2 separate regions of the Homo sapiens genome follow, and region 2 is linked to region 1. A link is an interaction called in ENCODE POLR2A ChIA-PET data of the cell type or tissue named here. Cell type or tissue: GM12878. All regions are shown on one strand. Links, peaks and the distances in the headings refer to the core of each region. The heading gives the core; the rest is flanking DNA.

Evidence for each region. ChIA-PET counts read pairs that join two places held together with the same protein. Peaks named below come from ENCODE experiments on the same cell type or tissue, not always from the same donor. Only the 100,000 strongest peaks of a DNase experiment are listed, where the experiment ranks them.
Region 2: POLR2A ChIA-PET joins it to region 1 with 21 read pairs; 2 of 35 experiments call an interaction of 5 or more read pairs at or near these places.

What each region holds. Positions count from the first base shown.
Region 1 is chr7:126,717,636-126,720,556 of GRCh38, reverse strand. All of the region lies in intron 7 of GRM8 (glutamate metabotropic receptor 8), which reads left to right. Among named protein-coding and RNA genes, the nearest start is that of MIR592, 340 kb to the left of the region's middle. RefSeq lists an enhancer at 222-271. In GM12878, for the core only: no CTCF peak of the experiment used is centred there; no DNase peak of the experiment used is centred there; H3K27ac peaks cover 713 bases.
Region 2 is chr7:126,656,223-126,659,143 of GRCh38, reverse strand. All of the region lies in intron 7 of GRM8 (glutamate metabotropic receptor 8), which reads left to right. Among named protein-coding and RNA genes, the nearest start is that of MIR592, 400 kb to the left of the region's middle. RefSeq lists enhancers at 883-932, 1,113-1,162, 1,473-1,542. In GM12878, for the core only: no CTCF peak of the experiment used is centred there; a DNase peak (open chromatin) is centred at 1,303; H3K27ac peaks cover 2,081 bases.

The sequences.
Region 1 (2,921 bases), core at 228-2,727:
CATTTTTGGTTAAAAGTTAAATTTTGCTTTCATTATATTCACATATGAAACCCTTGTCAGGAAGGTTTTCTGTCAGAAGAATGATGACTGCTCTAATAACCACTTATTCATTTAAGAGGCAACTTGTGGTCAGGCACAGTTGCTCACACCTGTAATCCCAGCTGAGGCAGGAGGATCGCTTGAGCCTGGGACTTTGAGAACAGCCTGGGCCACATAGACCCTGTCTCTACAAAAAAAAATTTAAAAAATTATCCAGGTTTGGTGGCACATGCCTGTAGTCCCAGCTACTCAGAAGGCCGAAGAAGGAGGATTACTTGAGCCCAGGAAGTTGAGGCTGCAATGATTATGCCACTGTACTCCGGTCTGGGTGACAGAGCCAGATCCCATCTCAAAAAAAAAAAAAAAATTGTGAGAATAACATGAGTTAAATATACATAATAAAGGAAGAACAGGAAGAGAGAGACAAGAAAGGAAGGTAAGAAGCAGAAGGAGAGGAGGGAGTGACAAGTAAGAAAGGGTATGTTTATAGTATATTGATATAACAGCTACTCTTACTAGAGACATTATAAATTAGAGACACTGATAAAATTATCACTATTACTTTAAAAAACATAACATTGGAATTAGAAGAAGTAAGGGAAAAGAAAAAATATAGAACTTGCTATAGAAATCAGTAAATACCTTGTATTTCTTTTTTTTTTTTTTCAAGACTAAAGACTATCTTTTAAACTAACAGCTGCTGCTTTAAAGAAAAAAAAAAAAATCCACCCACTCTTCAAGTCTCTGTCTATTTGTGATTTCCCAGCTCCCTGGAGGCCTGGTGAATTGTGTGGCATTTTTGCACAGAAAGATTACCCTGCTAAAAACTAGTGGATCACAGCCTGGGCAAACTTCAGCTATCACAGCTATCACAGGGCTGTCCAATAATACACCTCTGTAAGGTGTCGTGGTGGTTCCTTGGCCCTTCATTGTTATTTTTCACACATGTTGACTCTCACAGACTTACAACAGCATACTTTCATGTATGACATGACTGACACCTTGACAAAATCATTTACAACCTAGTTCATGACTCCTTTTAGTACAATACCTGAACCAGACCTACCCAGTTACTGGAATATGATTGCAGCAGAATTCCTATAGGTTTAAAAACATGCTGATGAATACTTTATTGAGTAAACATTTTATTTTGACCACTTAATGTAGTTTAGAAAGTGAAATCTATGTTTGTGTTAATAACAACTACTTTCAAAATATCCTTTTATATCACTCAGTAAGTTAAAACGATTAATGCATACTGTGATAATTTATTGTGTGCCAAAAATTATGCAAAATACTTTTATCCCATCAATATTATCTCATTTATTAATTTATATTTTATGATAACTTTGCAAAGTGTCTATTATTATAATACACACTTAGGTAAAAAAAGATCTGGAGTTCACAGAGCTTTAATAATTTTTCTAAACCCTCCCACCTTTTCAGTAGCTAATCTAAGAATTGAACTCACATGTGTTTGACTCCAAAACCCAGGTAATTCCATTGTCCCACAATATGCAGTATTGATTTTACATTAAATTATTTCCAAAGTATATAAAAGTAACTATATGAAAGATAATGGTACAGACCCTAATATTTTTCCTTAAAGAAGTAGATAGTAAGGTTATTTAGCTGGAAAGTATGGCAGATTATGAAAATGATTTGGAGCTACCCTCATGAGAAATGTATTTGAGTATCTCTAAGGAGTTCATAATCATGGTGAGAGCCCAAGTGAAAGTGGCTGACACGAACATATAATAGTGCAGTAACTGGAACCTCGTGGCACTCAGGCCGTTCTGGACATGGAAGAGATAGAAAGCATGAACAATGGAGCTGATCCCTGCAGTGAATAATTCTAGAGGGCTGGAGATGCAAGTCAAATGGAAAGTCTGAAGTTCACATGTGGTTACATCTACCTTTGACTCTCAGTTGGCTATGATGCCCTGCAAAGTAGCTAGTGGAGGCATCACCCTGAAAAGTCCTGGCCTCCACCACACAGCAGCAAAACAACTCACTAGCACAGGGAGACAAAAGCTCATCACTACAAATTCTTGCAAATAACTCACCCCAGGATATGAAATTTCAGAATCAAAATCCAAAAAATCTGTGAATCAACTATACCCCCACCCTAGAGCTTGAGCCTAAAATAGTCAGGTATAAACACTCTTGGTCACTGAAGTACGCATTTTTTTAACCTCCTAATATGGAACAAGCTTAGCCTTCCCTCTGGAAAACTGAGTAAATAGAGAAAAAAACACTGAAGTTATTATTATTATTATTATTTTTGAGACAGAGTCTCACTCTGTCACACTGAGTGCAGTGGCGTGATCTCGGCTCACTGCAAGCTCCCACTCCTGGATTCACGCCATTCTCCTGCCTCAGCCTCCCGAGTAGCTGGGGCTACAGGCGCCTGCCACCACGCCCTGCTAATTTTTTGTATTTTTTTTTTAGTAGAGACGGGGTTTCACCGTGTTGGCCAGGGTGGTCTCGATCTCCTGACCTTGTGATCCGCCGGCCTTGGCCTCCCAAAGTGCTGAGATTACAGGTGTGAGCCACCACGCCCGGCCAACACCGAAGTTATTAAAGACATCACCATTCAAACTAAGGAACCTATCTAACTATGTACTTATGAAAGAGTTACTCCTAGAAATAAGCAAAGAGTTTAGATGATGTTAAATTTATGTTCTTAGCACGGTTTCTAAGTAAATGATTTTTTGTCCATAAAATTATTCCGATATTAACCAAAATAATTGGTAATTTAAGTCCTGTTATAATTTTGAGTAAATAAATTATTGCCTCCTAAATTTTTATGTTTTTACAAGTATGTAAATTGGTAATATGTAATATAAAGGGAATGTATTTTAAAATGTTAGATTCCACAA
Region 2 (2,921 bases), core at 151-2,650, 61 kb after region 1:
GGCTGAAGGCAGCTGAATTCTCTAAGAGTAGATAACAAGGAAGTGTAAGAGAATTGATCAAGGTAAGTTAGTTTACTTAGGCCTCTGAACCTGGGGGCGGGGCGGGGGGCGGGGCGCAACCATATTAATTACCTACAAGTGTGTTGCCTCAAGGCCTTTGTCTTTATATCTGTACTGAATAAATGACTGTAGCGGCCGCTTGTCAAGGCTGCGGCCTCTGTGACTCTTTACGGCATCCTCCTTGATGTCTGTGAGTGGCTCGGTCCCCTAGCCGCGCGGCCAGGCAAAACACCTGTGTCTGTGTACGTTTTTTCATCTGTCATTTGGCCAGGGTCTGCTGGGCGGGCCCGGCAGAAGACGAAGAGGATTTTTTTTCCAATCTAATATTGGGATTTCTGGTCTTCCTTCTTTACATAAAGTATATTCCTCCATTCCAGTTCCTTAGAGCACATACATCATCCCTGGTTCCCTGGTGTAAAAAGTTGAAGTATTTTGCTCCAGTTGATCTAGAATGTGGTCTTCTTATAAACTGTTAACAGATAAACCCAATGCCACAGGATTCATCTTGGACCAGGTTGCAGTATTGAGTGGACTGTGGACATAGATAACAGGTGATACATGTGCCTCACATTTATCATCCCCAAACTTCTTGGATTCGATGCTCTCTTAGGCTCCTTCCAAGACTGCCAGTTTTAGATCCTATTCTCTGCTCATCCAGTCCTACTCATTGGTTCCAATCACTAGTTCTGTTCTTTGTAAATCATTTTGCTTTCTCCCTCAAGTATAAGGCCAGGCCATTTTCTTTATCTTCTCTTTGGTCTCTGGAGAAGCATGACTTTATTCTTTTTGGAATTTGAGTTCACCAACATTTAGCTTCTGTTCAGAACTGCTTTCCATGACTCTGGGAGCCATAACTCAGCTCATGGCTGATGGACTGTTGTTGGAAATGTGTGGCCTCAGCATATGTTATGCCATCAACTTCACTCAGCTGAATCTCACCTGTTCTTTCTGCCTACTTCTCTTTATTTATTTTTCCTGTTTCCCCTTTTGAACTCATATGACTTTTAAAAGCTCTAGTTCCATTAAATTCTTTCCCAGCGGCTCAGGCCATTCCAGCCAACACATCATCAGCTGCAGGCTGTTGTTTCTTCTTTAAAAATTAATATAACCGTTAGCATCTCTTTACTTAATTTTAGTTTGTCGTTTCCGGCTTTAGAGAACACAAATCTATAATGAGGATTAGGGAGGAGCTCCCCCTATGCATACACAGGCCACAGGCCTTCTTTCCTGCACGCTTTAAATCACTCAGCGGAGGCTCCTCCTCTGTGGGTTTCCCCACTCACTCCACCCCCACCACAATAGCTCACTAATTAAACAACTGAATTCAAAGGTTCAAGTACATTCCCAGCATACACACTATGTCATTAGGTTTATGCAAACAAAGTAGTTTTACTGAATTTATACTTTTGACCTGTTATGTTTAGGCAAACACTTTCTTCCTAAAGCCTGCAGACTCTGGAGTTCAGAAGTTCTGAAATTCACAGAAGCTGAGAGTGATAGAAGCTTGGAACTATTATACATGCCCTCTGATTTCAAAGTTTATGTTCCTAAAGCATTGATTGCCCTAATAATTAGTAAACGTTAGAAATTTATATTTGGTTTACTAATGCTGTGTAATTGTTATCTTGTTTGTAAATTGGAATTGTATGTGACTTTTTTGGGGGGGGGTTGTTTTTACTGCTAAGAAAATATGTCAGTGTCCACTGCTCTATTAGGTTGGTACAAGAGTATTTGCGGTTTTCACCACAATTAAAAACCACAATTACTTTTGCACCAATGTAATATTTAATGTCAAGCAAGTAACTTAAGCTCATTTTTCCTTTCTAAAAGGTTATTTTTGTGTGTACAGGCACAACCTGACTTGATCTCGTAACTTAAGCTCATTTTTCCTTTCTAAAAGGTTATTTTTGTGTGTACAGGCACAACCTGACTTGATCTCTGTGATTCCATATTAATTTCCCTATGCCTTATTTTCCTCACCTAAAAAAATGAAGACAGTACCTCATGGATTTCTCTTGAAGAATAAATAATAGAAACCATTGTAGCACTCAGTAAATATAAATTGCTGTACGAACATTACTAAATCACAGCCATTGTGCTGTCTACATAAGCACTTTTCATTTGGGTTCCTTGCTAATGCATTAATCTGTTGCCAGAGGTAAGACCCTGCAACCGATGTCAGAAGTGGATGAATTTGTTTCCCTGAATATGCCTAGCTTTTAAAGGCTATGCTTACTGATGAGAGGCATAACTTTTTATTATTATTATTATTAATGATAAACACAGCTACTCTGTGAACACAAGCATCTCCAACATGCAGAAATAACCCCTCTCTGTCCAACTGTTAACTCTGATCTTCTTTTAGTGGCTGTGGTTCTGTTTGGTAGGTCTTTTGTTTTTTTATTTTTTTATTTTTGAGACAGAGTCTTGCTTTGTCATCTAGGCTAGAGTGCAGTGGCACAATCTCGGCTCACTGCAGCTTCCGCCTCCCAGGTTCAAGCGATTCTCCTGCCTCAGCCTCCTGAGCAGCTTGGGATTACAGGCACGTGCCACCAAACCTGGCTAATTTTTGTATTTTTAGTAGAAACCATGTTGGTCAGGTTGGTCTCGATCTCCTGACCTTGCGATCCGCCCGCCTTGGCCTCCCAAAGTGCTAGGTTTACAGGAGTGAGCCACTGTGCCTGGCCTGTTTGGTAGGTCTTGCTTCCAAAATAACATGAGGAGGAGTGGAAACTGTTAGCTCTCTCACCAATTCAAATGCCAATAAGATGCCCCAGGCCGTCAAGGCTGGCTTTTGCCTAAGCCCCTCCTTCACATTTCTCACTGTTTTGACTACCAGAAGGAAAGGATGTGTGGGGCAC